3 separate regions of the Homo sapiens genome follow, and all the other regions are linked to region 3. Evidence: read pairs that join two places in POLR2A ChIA-PET (ENCODE). Cell type or tissue: A673. All regions are shown on one strand. Each heading gives the region's core, and the rest is flanking DNA. Links, peaks and the distances in the headings are about the cores only.

What was found. Peaks named below come from ENCODE experiments on the same cell type or tissue, not always from the same donor. Only the 100,000 strongest peaks of a DNase experiment are listed, where the experiment ranks them.
Region 1: POLR2A ChIA-PET joins it to region 3 with 6 read pairs; 12 of 35 experiments call an interaction of 5 or more read pairs at or near these places.
Region 2: POLR2A ChIA-PET joins it to region 3 with 7 read pairs; 1 of 35 experiments calls an interaction of 5 or more read pairs at or near these places.

Annotation. Positions count from the first base shown.
Region 1 is chr15:64,495,572-64,506,575 of GRCh38, forward strand. ZNF609 (zinc finger protein 609) reads left to right here. Exons shown (of 10, transcript NM_015042.2): 2 at 3,722-4,595. The coding sequence starts at 3,849. Among named protein-coding and RNA genes, the nearest start is that of ZNF609, 40 kb to the left of the region's middle. In A673, for the core only: no CTCF peak of the experiment used is centred there; no DNase peak of the experiment used is centred there.
Region 2 is chr15:63,486,561-63,496,142 of GRCh38, forward strand. No RefSeq gene overlaps it. Among named protein-coding and RNA genes, the nearest start is that of USP3, 13 kb to the right of the region's middle. RefSeq lists enhancers at 711-760, 791-860, 3,670-3,799 and a silencer at 8,103-8,162. In A673, for the core only: no CTCF peak of the experiment used is centred there; a DNase peak (open chromatin) is centred at 6,291.
Region 3 is chr15:64,597,354-64,608,357 of GRCh38, forward strand. The region is part of intron 2 of ZNF609 (zinc finger protein 609); the gene reads left to right. It overlaps LOC101930091 (a long non-coding RNA gene), which reads right to left. Exons shown (of 5, transcript XR_007064678.1): 4 at 1,692-1,779. Among named protein-coding and RNA genes, the nearest start is that of OAZ2, 100 kb to the right of the region's middle. RefSeq lists a silencer at 2,003-2,203 and an enhancer at 6,281-6,780. In A673, for the core only: no CTCF peak of the experiment used is centred there; a DNase peak (open chromatin) is centred at 5,268; H3K27ac peaks cover 1,671 bases.

The DNA of each region.
Region 1 (11,004 bases), core at 2,916-7,915, 100 kb before region 3:
TGTATTTTTAGTAGAGAAAGGGTTTCGTCATGCTGGCTAGGCTGATCTCAAACTCCTGATCCTCAAGCGATCCACCCACCTGGGCCTCCAGGTGGAGGCCCAGAAGTGCTGGGATTAGCCACTGTGGACTACTTTCTTTATGAATTTTAATTGATACTGCATTTTTTGTTTCCTTGTATCTTTTTTTTTTTTAGTGTTAAATCCTTTTGTCCTTTCAACTAAGTTACACATTTTCATTTTAACCTGTTATCTTTTTTTTTTTTTTGAGACACAATTTCATTCTGTCACCCAGACTGGAGTGTAGTGGCGTGATCTTGGCTCACTGCAACTTCTTCTTCCCAGATTCAAGTGATTCTCATGCCTCAGCCTCCCAAGTAAGTGGGATTACAGGCACATGCCACCACACCCAGCTAATTTTTGTATTATTAGTAGAGATGAGGTTTCACCATGTTGGCCAGGCTGGTCTTGAACTCCTGACCTCAAGTGATCCTCCTGCCTCTGCCTCCCAAAGTGCTGGGATTACAGGCATGAGCCTGTGCCTGGCCTCTGTTATCTTTTTAATGCTCTCTTCCTTACTGGCATACTTTGTTTATCATGCATCCTGCAGCAGGGCAGGCAGTACAGTAGACTGAGAACTGTCAGAAGCTCTCAGTGAGCACTAACATTTTTCTGTTTCATACGCTTTCCTTACTCCTCCAGAGTCTCTCTTCCGTTACCATTCTATTTTCTAGAGGAAGGTCTTTTGAAACTAAGGAAAGTTTTATTGTTTTTCTAGGGATAAAACAAGGTGGGGTTGTTTTAATGGTTAAATTACATACTGAGGATAGTGAGTAACCCTTAGATTAATGTAGGTTACACTCTAAGCCTAGCCACAATTGCAAAGATTAGAGAACTAAAAAATTATGATTTGGGGAAGAACTGTGCTTTAAGAATTCTCTATCATGGAAATTCAGTTGGCATCTCCTTTCCTAGAGATGCCCTCTGCCCCTCATAATAGAAAAATTATTTTCAGTACCATGTTCCATTGCCTTACTCACTGTCTTACTTGCTGCTGTATTTTCAGCACCTAGTTTAGTGCCTGGCACGTTGAAGGCAATAAATAAAAGATTTTCTAACAAATGAATAGGTATCTACTATGCTATTTCATGGAGGCCAAGTCTTCTTGTGTAGTGTTGAGAATTCCAAACAGGTTACTAATTTCTTCAGAATCCTAGATCATTTTCAGAGTTTCATTTCTTTTTTTCTTTCTTTTTTTTTTTTGAGACAGCGTCTCGCTCTGTCACCCAGGCTGGAGTGAAGTGGCACAATCTCAGGTCACTGCAGTCTCGACCTCCCAGGCTCAAGCCATCCTCCCACCTTTCAGCTCCCTGAGTAGCGGGGGCTACAAGCATTACCATCATACCCGGCTAATTTTTGTATTTTTTATAGAGACAGGGTTTTGCCATGTTGCCCAGACTGGTCTCAAACTCCTGGGCTCAAGTGATTCTCCCGCCTTGGCCTCCCAAAGTGGTGGGATTACAGGCATGAGCCACCATGCCTGGCCTAGAGTTATCATTTCATAAGAGATTATGTTTCCTTTACCTTGTGAGTAACTTTTTTCATAGTTTGTACATCATATCATCCACCCCCACTTTTTGCTCATCTCTTATAAAGTAGGATCTATGTAGACTTGGCATTTACTAATAAATAGTGGTTGGTTGCTGTTAACACTAAGATCTCCACTTGGGTAATGGATATATTTTCTTCCCACATCTACAGCTAAATGGCAGATAAATGTGCACACCTCTCCCCCTTAAATTCCTGTTGCTAGCAGGCATTCACCTGGCTCCCCTCCTTTGCTCTTCTACTGTGACATCTTTTCTTGCCCCTACACCCTAGTTCTTTGACATTGCTCTGAGGGAATAGGTAAAAAAGTACAATTTGTCTTGTCTGTGTCCTATCTGTGGCATTTACAGATCTCTACAAAGTTAGAGATCCACTTTGCAGAATTCACTGTGACACTACTGGCTTGTTCTTTCTACTCAATTACCTTATAAAAATTACTTTTTGGCTGGACACGGTGGCTCATACCTGTAATCCCAACACTTTGGGAGGTCGAGGCAGGCAGCTCACATGAGGTCCAGGAGGTTGAGACCAGCCTGGCCAACATGGTGAAACCCCGTCTCTACTAAGAATACAAGTTAGTCAGTCATTGTGGTGCACGCCTGTAATCCCAACCTCTTGGGAGGCTGAGGTGGGAGAATTGCTTGAACCCGGGAGGCAGAGGTTGCAGTGAGCCGAGATCACGCCACTGCACTTGAGCCTGGGCAACAGAACAAGGCTCTGACTCAAAAAAAAAAAATTTTTTTTTTAATGGATAGAGAAAGGTGGTGGACAGAGGAATAAGCAAGAACAGAACTCTTTGGCTTTATCATAAAATAATACTGGATGGTATATGTTGACTGCCAGGTTTTCTAGATGGCACACTCCTCAAGTCTTGTTAGTCAGGAGATAGTGGAGACAGAGTCTTACTCTGTCACCCAGGCTGGAGTGCAGTGGTGTGATTTCAGCTCACTACAACCTCTGCCTCCCAGGTTCAAATGATTCTTCTGCCTCAGCCTCCCGAGTAGCTGGGATTACAGGTGCCTGACACCACATCTGGCTAATTTTTGTATTTTTAGTAGAGACGGGGTTTCACCACATTGGCCAGGCTGATCTTGAACTCCTGACCTCAGGTGATTAGCCTGCCTCTGCCTCCCAAAGTGCTGGGATTACATATGTGAGCCACTGCACCTGGCCATAAATTGCACTTTTAATACCCCATCACCACCACCCCCTTTTGTAGCCAATCTCTGTTTCCTATGGTGTGAGGCCTGGTGTTTGTCAATACAGTGCCATCAGTATTACATGAGAAAGTGAAGAGTTATTCTACATCCTGGTGTTAGGATTTTTAGTAGTGTCCAGTTTTTCATAGAGTAAACATTTTTCTTTATTTGTGTGTCGTCCTATTTTAGTGGGAAGTGGGAAAGGCCACTTTGAATCCTGCTATTGAGATAATAATTTGAAACCTGGAGTTTTAGAAGGCTGTTTCAGCTTCTCTGAACTTAAGCTGATTGGTTGAGTCCCCTCTGAGATTGTCTCCTCTAGTTCAAGTCTTAGCCCCCTGTCCTGAAGTTGCATTTTCCCCAGTTCTGCTTGTTTTTCTCTTTCATTCTTAACCATAAGACTTTTCCTTCCCAATAGTAGGAGGAATCTATACTATTTGTACTAGAGATAGACCCTGTTAGAGAGTTTTTAAAGCTTTTGCTAGATCATGTTCTGCGTCTCTGATAATGTAAGAAAAAGCAAGGAGAAATGGGGGTATAAGTAAAGTTGTGCTAGAGCTTGCATCTGTGATATGCCAGGACCTGTATTGATTGAGGAAGGGTTGCCAGCTGACAGTGGTAGTAGAAATAGGTCTCTTAGGAGTGGGAAATTAACTCTAGAGGACTCCTAGTTAAGACTTACCATGGAATCTCTGGGCAATTGGAAATACTGTACTTTCCCCTAGGGAGATGGAGTGGGAATTGATTTTTCCTTAGGTCCAATGTAACTTGGTTAGAAATACAATTGAACCTGTTTGTCATGTCTGTTGTGATATGATAGCCCCATAGGAAGGGTCTGTTTTTGTGTGGGAGTTTATTTCAGGCGTCTCTTGCCTGTATTGTTTCTTTTAACAGCTTTTTAAATTTTCTTTTTCCAGCAATGATGTTGTCCACTGGGCATGTACTGACCAATGTGGCAGGTCTGAGAACATAGCTGAAGCTGAAAATAGGAAAGCTGGGGGCAAGGAAGAGCCTTGAATCTTGAGGTGGGACGTTGACTCTAAGATGTCCTTGAGCAGTGGAGCCTCCGGAGGGAAAGGAGTGGATGCAAACCCGGTTGAGACATACGACAGTGGGGATGAATGGGACATTGGAGTAGGGAATCTCATCATTGACCTGGACGCCGATCTGGAAAAGGACCAGCAGAAACTGGAAATGTCAGGCTCAAAGGAGGTGGGGATACCGGCTCCCAATGCTGTGGCCACACTACCAGACAACATCAAGTTTGTGACCCCAGTGCCAGGTCCTCAAGGGAAGGAAGGCAAATCAAAATCCAAAAGGAGTAAGAGTGGCAAAGACACTAGCAAACCCACTCCAGGGACTTCCCTGTTCACTCCAAGTGAGGGGGCAGCTAGCAAGAAAGAGGTGCAGGGGCGCTCAGGAGATGGTGCCAATGCTGGAGGCCTGGTTGCTGCTATTGCTCCCAAGGGCTCAGAGAAGGCGGCTAAGGCATCCCGCAGTGTAGCCGGTTCCAAAAAGGAGAAGGAGAACAGCTCATCTAAGAGCAAGAAGGAGAGAAGCGAAGGAGTGGGGACTTGTTCAGAAAAGGATCCTGGGGTCCTCCAGCCAGTTCCCTTGGGAGGACGGGGTGGTCAGTATGATGGAAGTGCAGGGGTGGATACAGGAGCTGTGGAGCCACTTGGGAGTATAGCTATTGAGCCTGGGGCAGCGCTCAATCCTTTGGGAACTAAACCGGAGCCAGAGGAAGGGGAGAATGAGTGTCGCCTGCTAAAGAAAGTCAAGTCTGAAAAGGTAAGAGGTGGCCAGATATGGCTGCCCACTGACTGCCAGTCAGAACTGCCCTGGACTAACTGCCAAATACTATGTGTACTCTGTGGGAGGCTCATTAGTGTGTGGGTAATGACCAATTACAAGGTCAGAGCAGCTGGTAATGATAATGTGGTTTTCTTCCAAATTAGAGGATTCCCCTACAGACTCATTTACAGCAGGCCTGGACATTGTGGAACAGGATATTTGTTGTTGGGGGCAGCTACTTTGTAGAATGAACTTTCTGTAGTCTGAGTTGAGACCTTCCCACCTTGTCTTTGCCCACCTCAGACACTTGTTGGTAGAGATTGGCATCAGACCTTTATTTGTTTCCCAGCTTGACTGGCATTTCATCATCAGACTCATAATAGTTGATAAACAATACGCCTTTGGTGATAATGTAGATTGAGTACGGTTCTTGATGGGATAAATGGTGCTGTTGGGTCTCTGGTAGAACAAAGGGCTAAATTTCATGGCATATCTACGAAGTGTTCTATTGCCGGCTACCAAAGAGCGAAGGGGCACATTTTGAGGGCAAGAGGTACTCATTGTACTTTGAGGTACTTAGATCTTATGAGTTATTGTTGTGGTTATGACAGTTTGGCCTAGGAAGAGATTGGCCATTAAAGGTGTAGCTTCATGCCAGGTATCTCCCACAACTATTAGGAATCAAAGTCTCCTCGTGGTTTAATAGCTGCCAACAGTGTAATGATACCTTGCCTTCTGCTTGACTTGGAAGGACAGGTGCCTGCAGCCCCAGGAGGGGTTAGAACTGAGTCCCTCCTCTGGGAAGATGATCTTAGTTCATGCTTTAGGAAATGGAACTTGCAGGGCTGGAGGAGAATGGGTGTGAGTCTAGGGTCAGCTCAGGCAGCATTAAACTTCAGCAGCTTATTCCTGCAAAACAGTGGCCTTGTGGTGAGCTGTTCATTGGCTCTTGATTTTCTGCTCTGTGCTCTGCTCATCCTGTGCTTTCAGCTGATCCCAGCAGATGCAGTATAAATTGATTTCTCTGTAATTAGATCAGCTGCAGCAGGGAATACCTATTTCCATATGTAAGTGTTAATAAATAAAGGCTGGATGTGTATGTTTGGGTGGTGGTGCCCTCTTAGTGCCTGTATTCCAGTGGTAGCTCATGCTTTCTTTGCTGTCGGTATTTTGGTCTTTGCCTCTGGCACATCTGTAGCTCTTAGCAACATCTGGGCTTCTCCAGTAGCAGGTCTGTGAGTTTCTTCCACTAATAATACAGTGGCTCATTCCCTTTTACCAGTGGCAGCTGCCAGAGAGGCTGCCTGTGTTTAGGTGGCAGATGCTATAGTCCACTTCAGCAGAGTCAGGTTCCAGCTGGTTACTAGCTTGGCTCATCCTGTGCTGGCTGTGATTTGCTATTTTCTCTCGGGTACAGATGGATAATACTGTTTTAAAGAGGCTTAGGAGTACTAGCAGTTGTTGCTTCTGTTCCAGGCCCATTAGACTGTTCCCTACATCTGGCTTCAAGAAACTCTTGCCATATATCCATATTCATAATCATTATTCTTCCTGTGCTAAAAAGTACTTCTGAGGATGACCTTCATTCTCCTATCTAAATTTTAGAGTACTTATGTTGCAACCTTCTAAGCCCAGTGATAGTCTGTGGATGAAAGGATTAATATTGCTTAGCTTTATGTTGGATTTAAGTGTAAATGTCCATGATTGTCTCTAACAGAGAAGCAAATGGAACCCATTTTCTCACATAGAGGTGCAGGGACTGATTGGGTGGCTGCCCTTCAGATTATAATTGGGCTGAAAGATGCAGTATGTTCAGCTAAGAATACATCCTGGTGCCAGGGAGTTTTGTCCCTTAATAATGTTGCTTTGCCATATAAGCTTTGCCTCCCAGGGAGACTCTGAGAATGGGGCAGCAGAATGAGAAAGAAAAGGGAAAGAGACTGTGCTTCAGTTTTTGAAAGATAGAGAAAATTGCTGGCAATTACTTTTAGAAGCAGAAAATTTGCTATACAGTTTCATGTAACCATAAGCAAGAACCTGCTTTCTCAATTCCTTCCCCTGTTCCCTCAACCCTTTTGGACAGTCTGGTCCTGAGGGTGCCTTTCCATATTACCTTTGGCTATTGAAATAAATAATTATTTAAATAAATGTTTGGAAGTTGCTAGGAGATTAAAACATGCTGTGCAGGGAGAGAACATTTCTGGACTGGGAGGAGCAGAAGAGGCAAGTTAAAGGAAAGGAAGTTAGGAACCATGCAGAGGAGCGGTTTTTGAGAAACAACAATCTCCGGTTTGGGGCATAATAGGTGCTCAGTGAGTATTTGATGATTAGTACTATAATTTATAAGCAAAGTCTTTGAAAACTTCTTTAAAATTTTCTCTCTGAGAAATGGGCTTGCCTGTGGTTTGGGACGTTTCTATGTAGGGATAACAAACAGAACCAAAATAGCAAAACAGATGTTTTGATATAATCTAAGAATTGCATCCTCTCAACTGGGAACTGTCATGAAGAGGAAGAACTCATAAAATTTGGGAAGTTTCTTGACTGAATTCTGTGGTGCAGAGTAGCAGTGTTGACTACTAGCCAATGAGGAAGATTTGAATATTGAAATTACTGGCTGGGCCTGGTGATTCATGCCTGTAATCCCAGCACTTTGGGAGGCCTAGGTGGGCAGATTGCTTAAGCTCAGGAGTTTGAGACCAGCCTAGGCAACATGGTGAAACCCTGTCTCTACAAAAATTAGCCGGGCATTGGTGGTGTGCACCCGTAATCCCAGCTACTGGGGAGGCTGAGGTGGAAGGATAGCTTGAGCCTGCGAGGTGGAGGTTGCATTGAGCTGAGACGGCACCACTGGACTCCAGCCTAGGCAATAGAGCCAGACCTTGTCTCAAAAAAAAAAAAAAAGAAAGAGAGAAATTATCTATCTCATGTTCTTCTTTGTGAAGGTAGATATCTCAGGCTATGGCCTGGGAAATTTTCTGTCAGACAAGGATGTGGATTTCCCTTCATGGGATCCCACTTTTGCTCGACCATACCTTCCTCTGACAGAGTGAGCTCTGTGCTGTTTCCCAGAGTTCTAGGAGAGACCAGAGATGGCTCTTAGCAACTGCTGCTGCTCTGAATTGTTATTGAACACTTCTGCCTCATACTTCCTGCCAGCTGAAGAGATGGGGGAGGGAATGTTGAGGAATAAACAAGACAGAGCCTTCCAGCTCTTGCCTGTTCCCTTGCCTTTAGTTTGATTGATGGATTGTTAAGTTAGGGATGGAAGGGGAGGTAGGGAGGAGGGCAGGCGCCTGTCTGAGTGTCCTGAGCTTAGTGCTTATGTCGCCACTCTGACAGGCAAGAAAAAAGGAATTTACAAACCACAGATGGCAACGATCTATCTGTGCTGACTTTGTCAGGGCTTACGACCAGGAGTTTAAGGTGAGACTCCTTCTTTTCCCCCAAATCATATAAAATAGCCAAGTAGGCTCTAGTAGTTAAAGAAAGGATCTAGAAGTTTCTAACCAGAAGCTCCCCCTCACATGTCTTTAGCTGCTGCTTTTGATCTTGCAAGGTAGGAACACTGCACTTTGCTTTTCCCGTGTTTGAATGTCAGCTTCTGCTGCTTTCAGAATGCTGCATATATTTACCACTTCCCCCATTAGTTTAGGATACAAAGAAAACCATAAAGTGTGCTCTTTGCTCTTTCAACTTCTGATCATGCATGCTATCATATCCTGTGTTCTTAAGAGCATCTTCCTTTGCCATTGGTTTTGTATTCCTGCCCTAATTTGTGCCTTCTAGCTTAGTTCTCTTGTATTGTAGTCCCTCATTGCCTAACCAAGGTCAGGTCTCTTTTATTCCTTCTGATCCAAGGCTTTCTTAACGCCTTCTTCCACTAGCTGTTATTTCTCAGCTATTGATGGCAGAGCAGTCAGCTTTGCTTCCTGAAACCAAATGCCCTCAAGATTTTCCTTCATGGAAAACATTAAAAAGAAGTTGATATTTATGTGGGACAGAGTTGCATTCTGTAACTACAAGCTTAATTTATTTTTTCATTCAGAAACTCTGTTTTCCTTCTAGGTGTTGTAATTCAAGGCAGTTCCAGAGAAAGATTATCTTGTCCAATTTCCTCATTTTATAGAAGAAACTAAGACCAGTGAAGTCCTGTGACTTGCCCAGCATCTCACAGGTAGTCACTGGCAAAGCCAGATTTGTAGACACCAAATTCTTATGGCATGTTGTTACTCTGGGATTCTTAACAAATCTTTAACTGTCAGGAAGGATTCTCAATTTTCCCACTTTATTTGTTATTTTCTTAGTATTATTATTTTCGAGATGGAGACTCACTCTGTCACCCAGGCTGGAGTGCAGTGGCACGATCTCGGCTCATTGCAGCCTCTGCCTCTGATTCAAGCGATTCTCCTGCCTTAGCTCCCCGAGTAGCTGGGATTACAAGTGCATACCACCATGCCTGGCTAGTTTTTTTTTTTTTTTTTTAATTTTAGTAGGGATAGGGGTTCACCATGTTGGCCAGGCTGGTCTCAAATTCCTGACTTCAAGTGATCCACCTGCTTCGGCCTCCCAGAGTGCTGAGATTACAGGCATGAGCCACCACACCCAGCCTATTTGCTTATTTTTAAGGCAGGGTCTCGCTATGTTGCCAATGCTGATCTTGAACTCCTGGGCTTATGCACTTCTGCCTTGGCCTCACTTATGCACTTCTGCCTTGGTCTCACTTATGCACTTCTGCCTTGGCCTCGCAAGTAGCTGGGACTACAAGTGTGTGCCACCACACCCAGCCATTTTTTCAATGTAAAGACTACCTTGAAACATTAGATGAAAATGCTTACATACTCCAAAATTGCTTTTACCCCAAAACTGCTTTCACTTGTTTTTCACAGTGACTTTAACATTGTAGACACTCAATAAACAAAGGATCTTTGAGTTTAGGATTTTAGGTAAGGTAATGAATGATGTTTGCAAAGAATAACCATTACAGCTGGCACTGAACCTATCCTGTTATTTATAAAGAAGGAAAGTTACTTTAAAACTGCTACTTTGAGCTTGACTACTTATGATATATGTGTGTGTGTTCTGGAATATTTCATCCAGCCAAATTTTCATTATAATAATTGAGGAATAGTTCTTTCTTTACTTGGCAATTGCAGGTAAGAAAAAAAACCCTGTTCTAGTGCTTCTTCCTTGGACACATCACTAATAGGCAGACCTTCAAATGTATTGTGGATATTACTAAGTATTTTGTAGAGAAGATATACTGTTGGCTAATTGTTATCACTTTTCATTCAGTCAGTACATTAATTGAATGCATTTTAGATACTAGGTTTTCTACTTGGTATTGGGTATACACTGGTAAATAAAACAGAGATGGTCTCTGCTTTTTGAGGAGCTTACAGTTTACCGTCTACAGCAGAGTTCCTAAAAGTGTGTCCCATAAAACCATGTACATCACCAGAGTATCAAAAATGCACATTCTTGGACCCTACCCTAGATATGCCGAATAAGTTTTTGGGGTAAGGGCCCAGAAATCTGTACTTCCAGAAGTCTCTCCAGATAATTGCTATATACATCAAAGTTTGAGAATTTTCCTTTCAAGGTAAGTATTCGGGGCCACTTCTCATTTAAAACACCAGCCTTCTAAACTTGAATTTCACATCAACTCTTATGTATAATTTAGTGGCTAAAAGCGTAAACTCTAGCCAGGCCTCCTGGCTTGAGCCTGGGAGGTTGAGGCTGCAGTAGTGAGCTGTGATCGCACTAGTGCACTCCAGCCTGGGCAACAGAGTGAGACTCCGTCTCAAAAAAATAATAATAATAAATTTTTTAAAAAGTGTGAACTCTGGAGCCAGACTACCTGGCTTTGTTTCCTACCTTTGCACTTATTTACTGAGTGATCTTGACCAAGTTTCTTAATTGTTCTTCCTCAGTTTTCTTATCTGCAAAATGAGAGAAATAGCACCTACATAAGTTTGTATTTATTTATTTATTTATGAGAGGGAGTCTCACTCTGCCGCCCAGGCTGGAGTGCAGTGGTGCAGTCTCTGCTCATTGCAACCTCTGCCTTAACCTCCAGAGTAGCTGGGATTACAGGCATGCACCACCATGCCTGGCTAATTTTTGTATTTTTAGTAGAGACAGGGTTTCGTTGTGTTGGCCAGGCTGGTGTCGAGCTCCTGGGCTCAAGTGATCCACCCGCCTTGGCCTCCCAAAGTGCTGGGATTACAGGCATGAGCCGTCACACCCAGCCTTTAAGTTTGTCTTTAGGCCGGGCGCGGTGGCTCACGCCTATAATCCCAGCACTTTGGGAGGCCAAGGCGGGTGGATCACCTGAGGTCGGGAGTTCGAGACCAGCCTGACCAACATGGAGAAACCCTGTCTCTACTAAAAATACAAAATTAGT
Region 2 (9,582 bases), core at 3,236-8,235, 1.1 Mb before region 3:
ATAATGTCATGCAACCACCACCAGCATCCAGTTTCAGAACATTTCATCACCCAAAAGGAGACTCAATGCTCATTAGTACTTCCTATTCCTTCCTACCTCTGGCCCAGCAACTACTCATGTGCTTTCTGTCTCTTCGGATTTGCCTATTCAAGATATTTCATACAAATGAAATGATATAATATGTGGCCTTTTATGTCTGACTTTTTTCAGTTAGCATAATGCTTTCAAGGTCCATCCATATTGTAGAACGTATCAGTACTTCTTTCCCTTTTATGGCTGAATAATATTCCATTGTATAGAGAAACCACATTTTGTTTATTTGTCAGTTGATGACATTTGGTTTGTTTCTGCCTTTTGGGTATCATGCAAAGTGCTGCTGTGAACATTTGTATACAAGTTTTTGTTTGAACACCTGTTTTTCAGTTCTTTTGGGTATATCCCCAGGAGTGCAACTGCTGGGTCATATGATAATTACTGAAAACCTCTTAGTGATTTTTGGATATTGTGCCACATGTATATATTACCTAATAAAAATTGATTATTTTAATAAAAATAACCAAGTAGAGACAAATATATTGTTTTATAATCACAGTTTGGCATCCCTGCAAAATCAGCATTGGATCAATCAGTAGTCTCACAGGACCTAAAAGAAACTGAGGTGTAGGAAGTAAACATGTAATCCCATTTTTAAATATGACTCACAGAAACAGTAGGTCTTCGGGCTACAAATACTCCCCGTCATTAAATGTTTCAGCAGCATTGCCCTGGTGAATGTGGGAAGAGCTGAATATTTTCTAGATCCATGTTTTTTTAAAAGGTAAAGCAGCAATTGAAGTTGAATTCAAACCGGTGATTATGTTGACTTGGTCTGACAATTGCATGGACTCTCACTGGGAGCCCGGACTCACGCAGCACCACCTGTGTCCCCTAGGGGGCGAGCTGGGGAGAGACCGGAGTCCCTGGGAGAGCTCTGCGCGGAAGGCCCGAGAGAATTGGTCCCGCAGAGCTTTTACAAAGGCAAGAAGAGGATCACCGAAAAGGGATCACAGTGGGGAAAAAGGCAAGAAGAGGAAACACTGTGACAAAGAACCCAGCGCTGGGACACTTGGGAAACGTATTTTCTCAAGCACTTTATTTTATTATTTTATTATTATTTTTTTTGAGATGGAGTCTCGATCTGTCGCCCAGGCTGGAGTGCAGTGGTGCGATCTCGGCTCACTGCCACCTCTGCCTCCCAGGTTCAAGCGATTTTCCTGCCTCGGCCTCCCAAGTAGCTGGGATTACAGGTGCCCGCCACCGCGCCTGGCTAATTTTTCTATTTTTAGTAGAGGTGGGGTTTGCCATGTTGGCCAGGCTGGTCTCAAACTCCTGACCTCAAGTGATCCGACTGCCTTGGCCTCCCAAAGTGCTGGGATTGCAGGTGTGAGCCATTCAAGCACTTTATTTTTATAAACAAGGAGACCGAGACCCAGAGTAGCTGCTGATGGTCACAAAGGCTGTAAGCATGAAGTCTGGAAACCTCTGCTGTTGTGCAATGCGCAATGTGGGAAGAGAGGCTCTCCACCTCTGATGGGGCTGTGTTTGAGTCCCTCCTCCCTCCCTTTCCACCTCCCTCCCCACTACCACCACTTACTTAAATGTGTGACTCAGTGTCACTAACTTAACATTTCCCAGCCTGTTTCATTATCTGTATAGTGGGGTCTAATAGCATCTTCATCAGGCTGATGCAAGGAAATGACACCATGTATGCACAGGACCTCCCTTATGCTTGGCATATAGTAGATTCTCAATAAACATTTGTTGTGTGAATGAATATTCTCTCCTCTAGCCCTCTCAAAGGCAATCGTTCTGCTGCCCAACACATTTTTATTGATGACATTTCAGGCAGTATCCTTATGAACTCTCCATATCTAGAAGGCTGGGAAGGGAAGGAAAGCAGAGTTTGGGGTGTTCGTGCCGTTCCTGTTGTGGTAAAAAGCTCCTTTGTGAAGCCTGTGCAGCACCAGCCCCACTTGGAGGCTGCAAATCTGTCAGCCGGAGGTCCTCGGAGCTCCCAGGTCCTGGCCTTCTCTGCCAGCAAAGTGGCATACCTGGGTTATGGATCCAGGGGTCTTCTGAGGCCAACAGAGCCACACACACCCCATCCAGTTCCCGCCTCCCTTCCCCAAGCATCTGACAGAGGCCAGTTTGGCTGTTTCAAGTAATACCAATCACAGTGTTTTATGAGAATTGTTGGTCATGCCCAGCTACACAATCCTCATGCATATTGTCAGACACGTCAGAGTGTGGTAAACTTTATTTCATTGCATTATAAAGTTCAGGTCATGGTTTCTCAGTCTTCGTCATTTACACTTTACATGGCACAAGACTTTTAAAATATTAGGTTGTAAATTGTAATTCTCACAATTCCTTTTTTGGGAGGAAGGAAGGTGTGGATGGGACTAAAATATACTTTATTCATTATTAAAAATGTTGCTATAGTACACAAAATGGGAAAAATACAGAAAAGAAAGAAAAAGGCCAGGTACAGTGGCTCATGCCTGTAATCCCAGCACTTTGGGAGGCCGAGGCAGGTGGATCACTTGAGGTCAGGAGTTCAAGACCAGCCTGGCCAACATGGCAAAATCCCATCTCTACTAAAAATAGAAAAATTAGATGGGCGTGGTGGCATGCGCCTGGAATCCCAGCTACTAGGGAGGTTGAGGTGTGCTTGAGCCCAGGAGGCAGAGGTTGCAGCGAGCCAAGATTGCACTACTGCACTCCAGCCTGGGCGACAGCAAGACACTGTCAAAAAAAAAAAAAAAGGAAAGAAAGAAAGAGAAAGGAAGGAAGGAAGGAAGGAAGAGAAAAGAAAAGGAAATAACGAAAGATTTCCCAGAACTCCACCATTCAACTGCTGTTGGTATTTCTTTTTACAACTTTTTTTAAAGACGGGGTCTTGCTCTGTTGGCCAGGCTGGGGTGCAGTGGCACAATCACAGCTCACTGCAGCCTTAAACTCCTAAGCTGAAGTGATCCTCCTCGCCTCAGCTTCCTGAGTAGTTGGGATTACGGACACACTACCATGTCCGGCTTACTGTTGGTATTTATTAGTGGATTTTAGAAACATTTTAAAATGCACTTTTTACAAAGTTGTGATAATAACATTTACTATTTTAAAAATAGGTTTCCTCAGTGCTTAAAAATGATATTCATTCATTCAACATTTCCTCAATGCTTACTATGTGCCTAGCACTGGGGTACAATGATGAATGAGATAAACTGGACTTGGTGGCTCACACCTGTAATCCCAGCACTTTGGGAGGCTAAGGCAGGAGGATCACTTGAGGCTAGGAGTTCAAGGCCAGCCTGGGCAACATGGAGAGACCACATCTCTAAAAAATAATCTTAATAAAAATAAAAAATAAAAACAAAGAAAAATGAGACAGGGTCCTTTCCAGGGTGATGTGCCTTCTCTTGTCACCACAATTGCAGCTTGTTTACGCATTTGCTAAATGGTTGCTAGGGCTTGGATATTTGTCCCCTCCAAAACTTATGTTGAAGTTCAACCCCCAATGTAGCAATATTCAGAGTTGGGGCCTTTAAGAGGTGATTGGGTCATGAGAGCTCTGCCCTCATAAATGGATAAATCCATTCATGGATTCATGGGTTGATGGACTAATGGGTTGCTACAGGAATGGGACTAGCAGCTTCATAAGATGAGGATGAGAGAACTGAGCTAACACACTCAGTCCCCTCACCTTGTGGTGCTCTGCACCACCTGGGGACTCTTCAGAGAGTTCCCACCAGCAAAAAGGCCCTCACCAGATGTGGACTTTACAGCCTCCAGAACTGTAAGAAATAAATTTCTTTATAAATTACCCAATCTGTGGTATATGTTACAGCAACAGAAAATGACCTAAGACAATGGTGCTACTGAGTAGGGGGAAGCCCTCAAAAAAAAGGGGAACTCTGGATGGGTGTGGTGGCTCACATTTGTAATACTAGCACTTTGGGAGGCCAAGGCGGGAGGATGGCTTGAGCCCAGGAGATAGTGACCTCCTGGGCAACATAGTGAGACCCCACCTATACCAAAATAGAAAAAAAAATAGCCTGGCATGGTGGTGCAGGCCTGTAGTCCCATCTATTGGGGAGGCTGAAATGGGAGAATCGCTTGAGCCCAGGAGTTCAAGGTTACAATGAGCTATGATAATCCCCCTGCAGATTAAAGGCAGAGTAGGGAAGCATGCCTGGTGAGGACAAGGAACAGCAGGGAGACTAGTGTGGCCAGAGAAACACAGGTGCTCAAACAGTGCTTGCTGAGTGATTGAATTACCCCAGCATGTGGTGCAAACACTTTAGTTTGGTCCCCAGAGTGCCACAGTAGCTCTCAAATTGTGTCTCCCACTGACTCCTTTCTCCCAGGTTTTTAAAAAATATCATCTGTGCACATGTTATCGTCCCGAAATTGCTGATGGATTTTTCAAGATCTCATTCTTCCCGCTGTCCTCCTTTAACTCTGCTTTCCATTTAACTGGGTGTCTGCCCATGACTGAGTTTTCCTCTTCCCAAGTCACTTGCAATGGGTCTCTGCACCCTTCTTGGTGTGATTTCTCCAGTGCCGACAACTGAACCTGGTACAGAGTAAGTGTTCCGTTAAAGAGCTCTTGACTGAGTGAATGAATTTCCCCTGAGAGTTTCATCAATCCTTTCTACATCCCCATTATTTGAGCCTTTCCATTGGTCATACCCATGCCAGCTTTACTTACTTCTGCTTTTTTTTTTTTTTTAACTCATGTGAGTTACCATCATCAGTTTTTCACTCTGTCTGTTCCTTTTCCTGGATGGGTGCTGGGTGCCACCTCTCAGTGGCATTCTCATTGCACACCAGCGTCCTTTGATCCTAAAGAGGCTACAGATCTTTTAGGGAAGGAGGAAGAGAATGCCTGCCTACCTGCCTAGCACTCAAAAGAGCAGATCCTTCAAGTCAAAACTCTCACACCTCACCTTGGACCTTTCCAACTCCACCCCAGGAGTCTATCAGAGAGGAAATCTAAACACTGTTTGCACCAGTCCTCCCTCTGCCCACCCCTCCCCACACCACAGGACGAGAAGCTACTCTCAGGCAAGGAGTAAGTTGTGGCTTCAATGTGAGATTGAGCAAGTAGGACTCACACTTTCTAATCAAATCCAGATTTGTCCTTTTCAGCCTTGTTGTGACACCTGCATCATATCACAGCAAAATTTCTTTACGGGACTGTCATAGAGAAACAGGACAAAAACCCTGGACTGGGGTGAGATTTGGGTTTTCATCTTGGCTTGGGCTCTTTACGTCTCAGTTTCCTCATCTGTAAAAGGGTGGATTGGACTAGATGGTCTCCAAGAGTCATTCACGTGCCAAGAGCCTAGCCCAGGATCTTGTCTCCAAGGGAAAGGCTGCCACACAGGACTCAAATCGTCCACAGCAACTGCTCCGTCCCCGGCATCAATCCCCCCACCCCTCCCCCAATCCCACACCACCACCCCATCACAGGAACCTAGACGGTGGACAGGCCAGTGGGGATGGTATGCAGAAGTACATCGACTTATTCAAGGGAGCTTGGCCCTGAGAAAAGCTGGTGGTCTGCCAACATTCTCAGAGGCTGAAATATATCAAAACACCCATTTAAGAATGTACGCTGAGAACCACAGTGGCCAGAGAGAGGGAGGATACTGCTCTGCTCCCACCCACCCTTCCCTCCCCACTATACCTCACCCTCCATGGCCCCTGTCCAGGACTGCTGCTCCTGGAATCCAAGGAAAAGGATTCAATGTGTGTCTCAATGACAGGAGGGGCTCCCTGGCTTTCTAGAGTCCTGCCCTCCTGGCCTCTGTTCCCCTCAACCTCAGTGCCAGAGACACAATGGCCAAGTTCCTTTGAAAATTCCCTTTCTCCATGCTCCAGATTGCCTTTCCTGTCCTCCAGTTATTCAGGCTCACATTAAAAAGTATGAAGATGGCTTTGGGGAGGGACTCTGGTAGGTGTTAATCTTTAGTGTAAGGAGATTAAAGGAGCTGGTTTCCTAGGCAGTGTCTGATTTCTTTAGTTGGGAAGAGAGAGGCCCCGCCTTTTATAAGGGCCTGGGGCTGCCAGCGTTGTGCCCTTGATTTCTTTAGAATCCATTCAGACTTAACCATCCTTTCTGTAGCCAGGCCCAGACTGCATCGAGGTCATCTTTGTCTTTCAACATGAATATTCTAGTAACTTTCTCCCCAGTACCCACTCCAGAGGATCCAGGGCAAAAGTAAATCTCCGAAAGTGTTTGTAGGATGAAGCTGGTGACTCATGCCTAGTTTATGAGTGGTAAGTGTTACATTACATGTTCTGCACATTATCTCATTTATCCCTCACCACTCTATGGGGTAGGCACTATTTTAACCCCCGTTTTATAGGTTTTGGACCTAAGAGGTTTGGAGCGGGTAAGTCACTTGTCCAAGGTCACACATTAGGAGGTGTGCTATCCATTGCTAAAGCCAAGGCTCGCTCTGTCCATCGAGCCACTGTACCAAGTGCCAAACATTTATTAGGAACCTATTCCAGGTGCAAAACCCTGGGTGTGGCCAGCAGATGATCAATATGCACATGAATGAAGAATGGGTAGCTCTTCAATTCCAGGAGCACAATTTCTAACCTGGGAGGTGGTATGAACATGAAGAACTCTACTCCAAAGCAGCCTGAAATAAGTGCTATCTCAGAGGTAAAAGGGGAGTCCCATAGGAACGTGGCTGAGGAGGGAGATCAATACACACTCAGAGAGAGACAGAGAGAGAGAAACAGAGAGAGAGAGAAGCAGAGAGAGAGCGACAGAGAGAAAGAAGGGAGGAAGAGGGTAGGGAAGGAGGGAAGGAAAGGAGAGAGAACATGAATGAGATAAGTGCTGGGAAGAAGTTTTCAAGAAATGGGCTTTGTGCTAGGCCCTGGTAGATGGGTCAACTTCCCCAGGCTGGAGAGAAACAGGCAGAGGAAACAGCTCGAGCCAGGAGCCAGGGTGACAGCATTCAGGATCTGCTCCACAGTCAGGCCTGGGTTGGGCTATGGAGAGAGGCAAGCCTCGCAGGTCAGTCAGGATCAAATGCAGGAGAGTCCAGATGCCAGGGAAAGGTCTGGGCTTGCTTCTGGGGGCAGTAAGGAGCTGCTGAAAGCTGCTTATAGATAAAGCATGACAGGCAGGAAGAGATGATGTGAGCTTGCAGAGAAAACTGGTGATGGGAGGCAGAGATGAGGTCTTCACATGGTTCATCTCTTCTTTGGCCAAGGTCCACTGCCAGGCTGGACACTTCAGGGGGCAGGAAGAGGAGGGATGGTCCCAGCGTTGGGAGTGCTCTGAGCATAGGCCGAGCCTAAGGCCCCTCCAAGGCCTGTGGAGGGGCTCAGAAGGGCAAGTGGCCTAATTCTGAGGCGCAAGGAAAGACCTAAAGGAAACACTGAGGGTCTTAGAGTAGGAGGGGTAGTGAGCACGCACAGGGGAAATTGGAAGGAAATGAACCATTCTGGGACATGGGGAGGAAGAACCTTCAATTCAGCCAAAGGAAAATAAGTGTCCTTACCCCTTGCCCATTCAGGCTCATTACTTACTTTGAAACTCTTTTAAAGAAATGCAGAAAAAAACCTTTTTTTCCAAGTGCAGTAAAAACTCAATGAACTTGAGAAACCAACTGCCTGGAACATTCAAGTCACTGGGATTTTTTTTTTTTTTTTTTTTTTTTTGAGACGACATCTTGCTGTTGCCCAGGCTGGAGTGCCTCAAAATCCTGGGCTCCAGAGATTCTCGTGCTTCAGCCTCCCAAGTAACTGGGACTACATACATGCATCACCACGCCCAGCTAATTTTTAAAAATTTTTTGTAGAGACAGGAACTCACTATGTTGCCCAGGCTCATCTCAAATTCTTGGGCTCAAGTAATCCTCCTGCCCTGACCTCCCAAAATGCTGGGGTTACAGACGTAAGCCACAGCGCCTGGCCCTGCGATTGTTTTTTGATTCAATCTTCGAAGTAGAATAGGTAAATGACCACAGACAAGTTAGTATCAGGATGTTAATCACAGAAAGACCTACTATGGGTGACCACAGAGTCAGCAACATAAGCAGAAGGTGACTCAACCCAGGACCCATTTGAGGGGGATGGAGGAGGCAACCCTGACTAAAAGTTTGCTCCACCCTTTTAATGTTTTTGTAGGCCCTAAGTCCTGAAGACCTTATGGAATCCTCCTCTAATATATAATTAAACATTTTAAAATAAAAATAGGCTGGTGCAGTGGCTCACACCTGTAATCCCAGCACTTTGGGAAGCCAGGGCAGGGGGATCACTTGAGTCCAGGAGTTTGTGACCATCCTGGGTAAAATAGCAAAAAAAAGTATTTTTGTTTAAAAAACTGGGCAGGTGTAGTAGCATACATCTGTAGTCCCAGCTACTCGGGAGGTTGAGGCAGGAGTACTGCTTGAGCCCAGGAGTTGAAGGTTACAGCGAGCTATGATTGTGCTATGCTACAATTAAATCACATCCTCTGATTGCAAAATTCTTAACTTCAATAGAGTTCTTTCTCTTTCTCTCTCTCTCACCTGCTTTGCTAATTCCCTAACCAGCACTGCCCTCACTAGCCTGTGACCATATCCAACAGCCCATTATGAGAAAGACATTTCTTTGGATGTTGAAAATGTCTGCATTTCTAAGAATTCCTGATTGAAAGGAAGAGGATGCTAACAGTTCAAGGCAGCAGAGTAGAGGTAGGAAGAGCTGGGCTTGGGAGGTAAACAGCCTGCCTAAAGAACTAAAGAACTAAAGCAAGTTCTTCAGTCTCTCTATGGCTCAGTTTCCTCATATGTAAAATGGGGAGGAATAAAAGAATAATATCCCTCTTGCAGTGTTGTCCTGAGGATGAGTCCACACACAGCCAGAAAGCATTCAGAAGAGTGCCTGGCACATAGTGAATCTCCTAAGTGTTGCTGTTATCACTTTCACCTACATCACAATGCAGCGGATGCTCATTCTCCCCAACATAGTTAAGTAGTATGAGGCTCTGAAAAGCTAAGTAACTTGTTTTCAGACACACAGCTAGGAAGTAGTAGGATTAGCTGGAGTGAAAACTCAAGTTAGTTTGACTCTAAAGACCCACTTTCTCCCTCCCATTATCCTGCAAATTTCCCTGATTGGGGAATAACATTAGGCTTTAAATTTTTAAAAATATTACTTACCTTGTGATAACCAATGGTACAAAATTCAAAAAGAATAATATGGTGTATAGTGAAAAAGTAATTTTCCCCCTCTCTCTCTTCTCCCAGCCTCCCCACCCCCAGGCCAACAGCTGTTCCCAGTTCCTTGCAGAGCCAGCTTTAGAGTAAGCTTTTCACTGCTAATGCACATTTATTTTCCAGATTAATGTAATTCCCTGAGTGCCTCATCTGTACCAGGCACTCTATCCTGGTGCTACCGCTGCCTTCAGAGGGCTCCTGGGCGTGAGTCTGGAGGTTACTGATGGAGGGAACTACTGTATTGACTGCTGCATTTGGTGCTTTTCCCTCTGCAGCCATCTTTTCCCCTAGTAAAATCAGCTTGCATGGTTTGCAC
Region 3 (11,004 bases), core at 3,210-8,209:
ACGGTAACAAGCAGGAGGGACTGCTATTTGGAAACAGACCTAATCTTTCTCCTCCTTCTCCCTCCTTCTCAGCACAGGAAGATGGGTATTGTTTAGCTGACCTGCATCCTTGGGGTGGGAACCATAATCCCTTTCTGACAGTTCCCAATGACACTGGAGTGATCTGCTTTGCATTTTAATTTGATAAGCAGCAGCGGCAGTTTTCTCTGAAGTGCTGAAAACATGGCTTTTTCTGGCCCTGTTCCAGATAGGATTCTGGTTGCCACAGAGAGGGGTTTGATATTGTTGTTTATTTCTCAACAAAGATCTTGCATATTTGCATAAATGTGGAAGATGCTGCTTGGTTCTAGACAACCAGAATCAAATGAATACAGGCTATCTTTAGGTTATGAATATCTATCTGCTCTAGGAAGGTCACAGAGATACTGCCCCATCCCCAGCTCACAGGACCACCCAGTGACCTGTGCAGTGGATCTTCTGACTTAATGTCCTTACCCTTCTGCCTCCCCCATCTACTTATATGTCACACTATTCTCAATCTCTTCCCTTACCTACCCTACCCTTATAGTAAGCCTTCACTATGTATATAAATATTCCTTCCTTTTCTTTCAAAATAAAAAGAGCATTTTAAACTAGAAAAATAAATTATCAATGTAATGAAAAATTAAATGCCAAAAAACATAAGAGAAAGTAAAAATCATCTAGAATATTACTATAGACATGATGGCTAGAACATCCTTCCAGATCTAAACCTCTAATTCTATCTGCTTTGTTTTGTTTTGAGATAGTCTCGCTCTGTCACCCAGGCTGGAGTGCAGTGGCACGGTCTCAGCTCACTGCAAACTCTGCCTCCTGGGTTCAAGCGATTCTTGTGCCTCAGCCACCCAAATACCTGGGATTACAGGTATGCACCACCACGCCTGGCTAATTTTTTGTATTTTTGATAGAGACAGGTTTTCACCATGTTGTCCATGCTGGTCTCAGACTCCTGGCCTCAAGTGATCCACCTGCTTCAACCTCCAAAAGTGCTGGGACTACAGGCATGAGACACCACATCCAGCCTCTATCTGCTGATCTACGCATTTTATGAGTTGTATATACTTATGTATAGATCAGTTTATTTTTATTTATCTTTAATTTTTTAATTTTCTAACACTTCTCAAACAAAAAGTAGAGTTAAATTTAACATTAATGGGCCAATATAGTACATGCTCCATCATACTTTTTCCTTTAATTCACTAAAAAATATGTTGTAGATATGTCATTGATGTAGATAGGGATCTATGCTATGATGGACCTATAGATTGTTTCTGGTTTTGTGGTTATTTTTTGGTTTGGCTATTAAAAACAACATTGAAGAAAACTGTCCATCATACATCTTTGTGTGTGTATATATATATATATATATATATATATATATATATATATATATATCCTGTTATCTTCTTGATACAAATCCTAGAAATTGAATTTTGGGACAAAAGAACATGTGCATTTTATATTTTGATACATATTGCCAAACTGCCCTCTAGAGAAGGCACCAACCAATACTGCATAAAAGTCCCTATTGTTTTTACATACTCTTACCAACTGGGATATGTTCAACTCTCTCATCTTTGCCAAATAGATGGGAAATATACTGTGTTTTTATTTGTGTTTATGTATATTATTGAATCCTTAAAAATACTCACATGACCCCTTCAGATTTTACACTGAAGACCTATCTACTTCTTTTCCCATAATGTACTTCCAGGCTTCTCTTTCCTGTAGTGCTGGCAACTGAGCAAAGTAAAAAAAAAAGTTATTTTGTGGTGGTTTTTTTTTTTTTTTTTTTTTTTTTTTTGGTTTTTGAGAAGATATCAAACAAAAAAGTAAAAAATTTTAAAAACACCTAATTGCATTAATCTCTGCACCCTCCCTCCAAACCAAAACCAAACCTGTTTTTTTTCTTTTTCTTTCAGTGATGGACTGTCATTCACTCAGATTTAAGCTCCAAAGACTGAGATGTTTGTCTGTTTGTTCATAGCTGTATTCTCAGTGCCTAGACTGGTGCCTGGCATGTATCAGTTGCTCAGTAAATATTTGTGCAGTAAATCATCTCTCAGCCATCTTAATCAGAAATTCTAATCATACCTAATTCCTTTACTGATTACCTACATGTCTGATGCCTTGCAAAGTCAAATTGCTTAAAGGTCCTGAATGTCTCTTGGGTTCTTCCCTTTATCCCCCTACTTCTGATCATTCTTACTTATGTTTTTATTCCTAGGAGCCCTCCTTTTCAATCTCTCTAGTTTACTCCCCTCCTTCTATTAATTTTACCTTTGGATATACAGATACAATAACATCATACCCTTTCTTTCATTCCTCAGTGGCTTCTTAATACCTGCAAGGTTAAGTCCCAATTTAACTCTCCCTGTACTCTTTAACCAAACCAAGCAGCTTGTTGTTCTTTAAATACATTGTGTTTGTTCATGCCTGTGTGCCTTTGAAGAGGCTGTTCCTTCTGCCTGGAATATGCTTTCTTCTTTTCTTGGGAAACTACTACTTATTCTTTAGGTCCACTCCAGCATTGAGTCATCCCTATTCCCTCTGGCAGTTATTCCCTGGGCAGGATACTTGCAGTCCTTTGTTCACTTCTGTTATGATTATTTGTTTGCCAATTAATCTAATCTAAAATGAAACTTCGTGGCCAGGCACGGTGGCTCATGCCTGTGGTCCCAACAGTTTGGGAGGCCAAGGTGGGCAGATAAGTCCAGGAGTTCAAGACGAGCCTGGCCAACACAGCGAAACCCCATCTCTAAAAAATAGAAAAATTAGCCAGGTGAGGTGGCTCACGCCTATAATCCCAGCACTTTGGGAGGCCAAGGCTGGCGGATCACGAGGTCAGGAGATCGAGACCATCCTGGCTAACACGGTGAAACCCTGTCTCTACTAAAAATACAAAAAATTAGCTGAGCATGGTGGCGGGCACCTGTAGTCCCAGCTACTCAGGAGGCTGAGGCAGGAGAATGGCATGAACCCTGGAGTCGGAGGTTGCAGTGAGCAGAGAATGCGCCACTGCACTCCAGCCTGGGCGACAGTGCGAGGCTGTGTCTCAAAAAAAAAAAAAAAAAGAAAAAAAAAAACAGAAAAATTAGCCAGGTGTGGTGGCAGCACGCCTGTAGTCCCAGCTCCTCGAAGGCTGAGGCACAAGAATCACTTAAACCCGGGAGGCAGAGTTTGCAGTGAGCCAAGATTGTGCCACTGTACCCCAGCTTGGGTAACAGAGCAAGATCCCATCTCTGAAAGAAAGAAAGAAAGCAGGGATGGCGGGGGTGGGGGCGGGAGAAGAGGGAGGGAGGGAGGGAGGAAGGAAGAAAGGAAGGGAAAGAAAGAAAAAAAAGAAAAATTAATGGCCTCTCTTAATTTTTATAAGCTCTATATGTTAAGTATGTTCTACAAAATTCTAAATTTATATAGTCTTTGTTATTTGGTATTTTGGGTTTTGTTGGTCTGTTTTAGAAGAGGTTTGCTCTAGGGAGTTGTTGTAGAGCGAAATTTAGTTTATCAAGGCTTGACTGCTTTATGATTTCAGTTCTGCTTCAGAGTATATTTGTACTGAAAAATCAGAGCCATTTTATGATGCAACTTATGCAGTTCAGCCATCACCTTCTCCCATTTGTTCCCCACACTGCAAATCTCTGAGTCCTCTGTGTTATGCCTCTTCCTTACCCAACAGGTTGCCAAGTCCTGTGATTTGGCCCTCTTGTTCCTGATGCCACCACTCTAGTTGAACATTGCCATTAATTTTTTATGTAAAATAATTTTATTTTACAATAAAGCCCTTTCTTCCCATGAAACCTAGAGCATAAAGTGGGAGGAGAGCAGTGATGGACGATGAGGCTGAGGAAGGAGACAAATAAATTGTTATTGCATTTACTGAGCATGAACTGAAGTGGACAGTATGCTAAGTGGTCTACGGGTCTCATCTCTTCTATTCCTAACAGCCAGGTAAGATAGTTAAATCCCCATCTTACAGATGATGACACACTCATGTGGAAAGTTTAAATCACTTGAGGAAGGTAATAGAGCTAATGAGGGTAGAACTAAGACTCATACCTAAGGATTTACCAAAATTAATGTGCAAATCAAGATCTAAAAATAAATAAAATTATTGAACAACCTTTCATTGTCCTTTTTACAAAAGATGAATGTGCTTAAGCAGAGGACTACTAAATAATAAGTACCCTCTTTTCTGTCTGACATAGCACCTTGAGTTTTATTGAGCTCAAACATTTAAGTCCAAATTAATCATATTTGAGAAGAATTTTCACACAGTGATCCTATTGTCTAGAGTATTCTGCTAAATGGGAGCATACCAGAAGACTACAGATAGGCAAACGTTCAAATTTTCAAAATTGCAGACCATACGTGGTGCTTAACAGTGATCTTCAGCAAAATCCTAGAACAGGATATAAACAAATCACTTGTGAACTACTTGTTCTCTCCTTCCTTGGCCTTCTAAGCTTCTTTGCAGTAGCATAGTATAGTGGAAAAGAGAATAAGCTTCAAAGTCAGACATACATTGGTTCAAATCCTGACCCTGTCACTTAATAACTAGGTAATTGCAGGCAAGTCAGTTAACCTTCCTGCAGCTCTGTTTATTTTCTATCAAAAAAGCTATCATTTACTTCAAAGGAGTGTTATGAGATTTAATAAGATAACATGTAGAACTCCTGGCACACAGTAGGCATACAATAAATTCTAATTATCTTCCCTTCATCTCATCATGCTTTCCTTTACCCAGTACAGTTTAGCTTTTGGGCCCTACTTTTTTCTGCAACTAGAACTTCTTGCTAAGTTTATTTAACACTAGCCCATTTTCTTCTTTAAACTTCATTTCCCCTTGACTTCTTATGACAGTGTTCAGTTTTGGTTCTTAATTCTTTAGTACTGTATGGGTTCTGGCACCAAATTGTCTGAGCCTGAATCCCAGTGTCATCACTTAGTAGTAACCTTGGCTAGGTTAGTTATCTAGCCCCTCTAGCCTTGATAATTCATCTTTAAAAGCAGGTTACTAGTAGTAATTACCCCAGAGGGTAGTTTTAAGGAATAAGTGAAATGCACATAAAATGCTTTGAAAAGTGCTGGGACACACACAGGAAGCAATAAATTAAAGTTTGCTTTTATCGTTATGATGATTATTATTTTCAGACTTCTTTGTGGTCTTTTCTTCCTGGATTTACTCATTTAAATGTTGATGTTCCTTGGGTTCTCTCAGATTGCCTTCTTTTTTCTCTCCAGTCTCTTCAGGCTGTCTTACCCAGCAAGCTCATGACTCATGACTTCTATTAACTACTGCCCTGACTTTTCTTTTTTCTTTCTTTTTTTTTTTTTTTTTTTTTTTTGAGACGGAGTCTTGCTCTGTCACCCAGGCTGGAGTGCAGTGGCGTGATCTCGGCTCACTGCAAGCTCTGCCTCCTGGGTTCACGCCATTCTCCTGACTCAGCCTCCCGAGTAGCTGGGACTACAGGTGCCTGCCACCACTCTGGGCTAATTTTTTTTTTTTTTTTTTTTTTTTTTTTTGTATTTTTAGTAGAGACGGGGTTTCACTGTGTTAGCCAGGATGGTCTCGATCTCCTGACCTTGTGATCTGCCCACCTTGGTCTCCCAAAGTGCTGGGATTACAGGCGTGAGCTGCCGTGCCCGGCACTGCCCTGACTTTTCTTCTGAGTTCCCATCCTTTGCATCCAGTTGCCTATTTAAAACTCATACCTAAAGTTGAACTTGCTTTCTCGCTTTTATTCCACCAATAATTTGCCATTGTTGCTGTTGCTACTGTTGTGTTCTTGCATCTCCTGAGATAATGGCGTCAGAAATCTTGAAGTCAGCCCAGATTTTTCTTACCTCCTTGACTTGAGTCAGTCACTGAGTCCTATTTTTTTTTTTTTTTTTGAGATAGAGTCTTGCTCTTGTCACCCAGGCTGGAGTGCAGTGGCATGATCTTGGCTCACTGCAACCTCCACCTCCCAGGTTCAAGCAATTCTTCTGCCTCAGCCCCCAGAAGTAGCTGGGATTACAGGCTCCCACCACACCTGGCTAATTTTTATATTTTTAGTAGAGATTGGGTTTCTCCATGTCGCCCAGGCTAGTCTCAAACTCCTGACCTCAGGTGATCTGCCTGCTTCGGCCTCCCAAAGTACTGGGATTACAGGCGTGAGCCACTGCACCTGGCCCACAGTGCCTTTCTTTATCATGACAAGTAATCTCCCACCACTCCCTCCAACCCCTTTATGCCAAACTATTGTGGCCTCTATTGCACCTGACTAAAATAATCAACTCTTTTCTTGTTCCTCTGTTGAATTTATCCCTTAAGATTTAGCTGAGGCGGAGCGTGGTGGCTCACGCCTGTAATCCCAGCACTTTGGGAGGCCGAGGCAGGTGGATCATGAGGTCGGGAGTTTGAGACCAGCCTGGCCAAGATGGTGAAACCCATCTTTACTAAAAATAAAAAAAAATAGCCAGGCATGCTGGCGGGCACCTGTAATCCCAGCTACTCGGGAGGCTGAGACAGAGAATTGCTTGAACCCGGGAGGTAAAGGTTGCAGTAAGCCGAGATCACACCACTACAGTCCAGCCTGGGAGACAGAGTGAGACTCCGTCTCAAAAAAAAAAAAAAAAAAAAAAAGATTAGGCTGAAATGTCACCTGCCTCTCCCCCAGGTAGACACAAATGATTCTGCTCCTTTTATACTTACCTCTTTTGCATTCTTTATGACATTACTTTAATTACTTGTTCACATTTGTTTACCTCACCCAACCTTGGGACAGGGATCATATTATATTTCTAACTTAGTATAGTATAATGGTTACACCATAGTAAGTATTTAATGTCGCTGAAAGGAATCCAGAAAAAGAATGCTTACTAGGAACCAAATTAAGTTCTAAAGCAAGGCTTGCTAAACTACTTCCTCTCTCTCCCCTTTTTCCCCCAATAGAGTTGTTAGGTGGGTAGATTGGAGTGCCTTGATTTCTTCAAGGTATTTGAAAAAGCCTTTTATGATATTCTTGATGACATGTTGATGAAATGTGGACTGGATAGTGATACAGTTGGGTGATTTTATAGCTGACTGAAGAGCTATATTTAAAGATTATAGATGACTAGATGTTTGTCAGCTAGGATAGAGGTGGTATACCACAGGACTCTTGCCTTTGGTCCATTCTTGTTCAGCATTTGTATTATAACATCAGTGACTAAATAAAATGTATGCATATAAATTTGTGGGTAATGTAGTGGTCAGGACTTTTTCAGTTATGATAGAAATCTGGCTCAAGCTAGTTTAAGCAAACAAAGAATTTATAGATTCCCAGGAATGGAGTTTATTAGTTTAGGCAGGGTTTCAAATAATCCCATCAGGATTCTGTCTTTGCTTACCTCCATTCTGCTTTCCCCTAATTTGGCTTTATTTAATTTAATTTATTTAGTTATTTATTCATTTATTTATTTATTTATTTTTTGAGATGGAGTCTCGCTCTATCGCCCAGGCTGGAGTGCAGTGGCATGATCTTGGCTCACTGCAAACTCCACCTCCCACCTTCACGCCATTCTCCTGCCTCAGCCTCCTGAGTAGCTGGGATTCCAGGTGCCCGCCACCACGCCCGGCTAATTTTTTGTATTTTCAGTAGAGACAGGGTTTCACTGTGTTAGCCAGGATGGTCTTGATCTCCTGACCTCGTGATCCGCCCACCTCAGCCTACCAAAGTGCTGGGATTACAGGCATAAGCCACCGTGCCCGGCCTAATTTGGCTTTATTCTTAGGGAAGTTTTCTTTGTGAGTCTGGCAAAATGGCCTCTCGCAGCTTCAGATTTTATTAGTCCTTCTAGCTTAAGGTACCAAAGGAAGAAAGAAACAGTATAACCTGTATATAACCTGTTTCATGTAGTTTTGGTAGATCTGCCCACTCCTATACTGCAGTGAGGTGAAGGAATGTATTTCCCAAAGGTAATAGAGATTCCCCTGCTAGAAGAAGGGAGGGAAAGCATGATAAAAAGCCATAACTGTATCTCCATGAACCACTACAGGTGGTTATCTCAAGCCTGGAAATCTGAATAGAGATTAACAATGTTGCAAGACACTAGAAAGGTGGAGTTAAGTTAACAAGATACTACCATTACCATTATTATTGTCTAATATTTTTTGAACTTTTACTGTATATAGCTAGGCACTGTACACTGAACACTTTACATTCAGTTAATCATTACAATGACCTTATGAAATATAGGTAACTTTGATGGTTTTATTTTGCAGAAGAGGAAACTGAGGCTCAGAAAGATTGCATAATGTTATTAGTGGTTAACCAGCTGTTAAATAATAGAGCTGAGATTTTTTTTTCTTTTTCTTTCTTTTTTTTTTTTTTTTGAGACGGAGTCTCGCTCTGTCGCCCAGGCTTGAGTGCAGTGGCGCGATCTCGGCTCACTGCAACCTCCGACTCCCAGGTTCAAGCGATTCTCCTGCCTCAGTCTCCTGGATAGCTGGGATTACAGGCGCCTGCCACCACGCCCGGCTAATCTTTTTTTTTTTTTTTTTTTTTTTTTTGTATTTTTAGTAGAGACGGGGTTTCACTGTATTAGCCAGGATGGTCTCGATCTCCTGACCTCGTGATCCACCCGCCTCGGCCTCCCAAAGTGCTGGGATTACAGGTGTGAGCCACCGCGCCTGGCCTTAGAGCTGAGATTTCAACCAGTCTGTCTTTTAGCAGGATTAGCATTTTAAATGTATTTATTTATATATTTATTTTGGGGATAGAGTCTCACTCTGTCACCCAGGCTGGAGTGCAGTGGCACAGTCATGGCTCACTGCAGCCTCAACCTCCTGGGCTCAAGCAGTCCTCCTGCCTCAGCCTTACGGGTCTGCAAGGACCCGCCACCATGCCTGGCTAATGTTAAAACTTTCTGTAGGCCGGGCGCGGTGGCTCATGCCTGTAATCTCAGCACTTTGGGAGGCTGAGGCAAGCGCAGGAGTTCAAGATCATTTTGGCCAACATGGTGAAACCCCGTCTCTACTAAAAATACAAAAATTTAGTTGGGCATAGTAGCAGGCGCCTGTAATCCCAGCTACTTGGGAGGCTGAGGCACAAGAATCGCTTGAACCGGGAGGCAGAGGTTGCAGTGAGCCGAGACCATGCCACTGCACTCCAGCCTGGGCAACAGAGCAAGACTCCATCTCAAAAAAAAAAAAAAAAAAACAGAAAAACTTTTTATAGAAACAGGATCTCACTGTGTTCCCCAGGCTAGCCTCAAATTCCTGAGTTCAAGCAGTCCTCCAACCTTGGCCTACCAAAGAGCTGGGATTATAGGCATGAGCTACCACTTCTGCCAAGATCAGCATTTATAGTTTAAAACGGTTACATCAGTAATACCAGCACTTTGGGAGGCCGAGGCAGGAGGATCACCTGAGGTCAGGAGTTCGAGATCAGTCTGGCCAACATGGTGAAACCCTGTCTCCAAATACAAAAATTAGCCAGGCATGGGCTGGGCGTGGTGGCTCATGCCTGTAATCCCAGCACTTTGGGAGGCCGAGGCTGGCGGATCACCCTGAGGTTGGGAGTTTGAGACCAGCCTGATCAACATGGAGAAACCCCGTCTCTATTAGAAATACAAAATTAGCCAGGCGTGGTGGCACATGCCTGTAATCCCAGCTACTCGGGAGGCTGAGGCAGGAGAATCGCTTGAACTCGGGAGGCGGAGGTTGCAGTAAGCTGAGATCGCGCCACTGCACTTCAGCCTGGGCAATAAGAGTGACACTCCATAAAAAAAATAAATAAATAAAGTAAAAAATAAATAAATAAAGTAAAAAAAATAAATAAATAATAGAACTATCATTTACTGAATTTATTGGTGTCATATCAAGGAATAATATCCACAGTTATCTGAAAAGGCTATTAAATACAAACATTATATACATTATCTGTAAAACAACACACACATATACATATATCTGTACCATATATATTCTATGTAAGGCTGATTTTCTTTGTATACTTGAACCAAAACATTTCACCAACAGATTGAATGGAGAATCCAGCTGTCTTCTATTAAACCAGACATTGAAAATAATATGTTAATATTTAACAGGTTTTTTAATGTTATTTTAACTAACTTAAGGCATACTTTTTTTTTTTTTTTTTTTGGAGACAGAATCTCACTGTGTTGCCCAGGCTGGGGTGCAGTGGCGCGATCTTGGCTCACTGCAACCTCCGCCTCCCAGGTTCAAGTGATTCTGTTGCTTCAGCCTCCCGAGTAGCTGGAATTACAGGCATCTGCCACCACACCTGGCTAATTTTTGTATTTTTAGTACTGACGGGGTCTCACCATGTTGGCCAGGCTGGTCTTGAACTCCTGAACTTAGGTGATCCACCCTCCTTGGCCCCCCAAAGTGCTGGGATTACAGGCGTCATCTACTGCACCTGGCCTTAAATGTTTTCTTCTTTCTTTCTTTCTTTCTTTCTTTCTTTCTTTCTTTCTTTCTTTCTTTCTTTCTTTCTTTCTTCTTTCTTTTCTTTCTTTTTTTTTTTTTTTTTTTTTGAGACAGAGTCTCACTCTGTTGCCCGGGCTAGAGTAGGGTGGCAGGATCTCGGCTCACTGCAACCCCCTCCTCCTGGATTCAAGCAATTCTCCTGCCTCAGCTTCCTGAGTAGCTGGGATTACAGGCATGCGCCAACATGCCCGGCTAATTTTTGTATTTTTAGAAGAGATGGGTTCACCATGTTGGTCAGGCTAGTCTCGAACTCCTGACCTCAGGCAATCCGCCCGCCTTGGCCTCCCAAAGTGCTAGGATTACAAGCCTGAGCCACCATGCCCAGCCAAATTATTTCTTATTTTAATTCTAGTCTGGTAAACATCAGTCAATTTATCCCACATAAATAAAAGTTCTTTGGGGTTCTTAACTTTTTTAAAATCTTTTTGTTTTAATATAATTGTATTTGTAATACAGTACTCTCATGTACCATGTACCCTTTTCCTAGG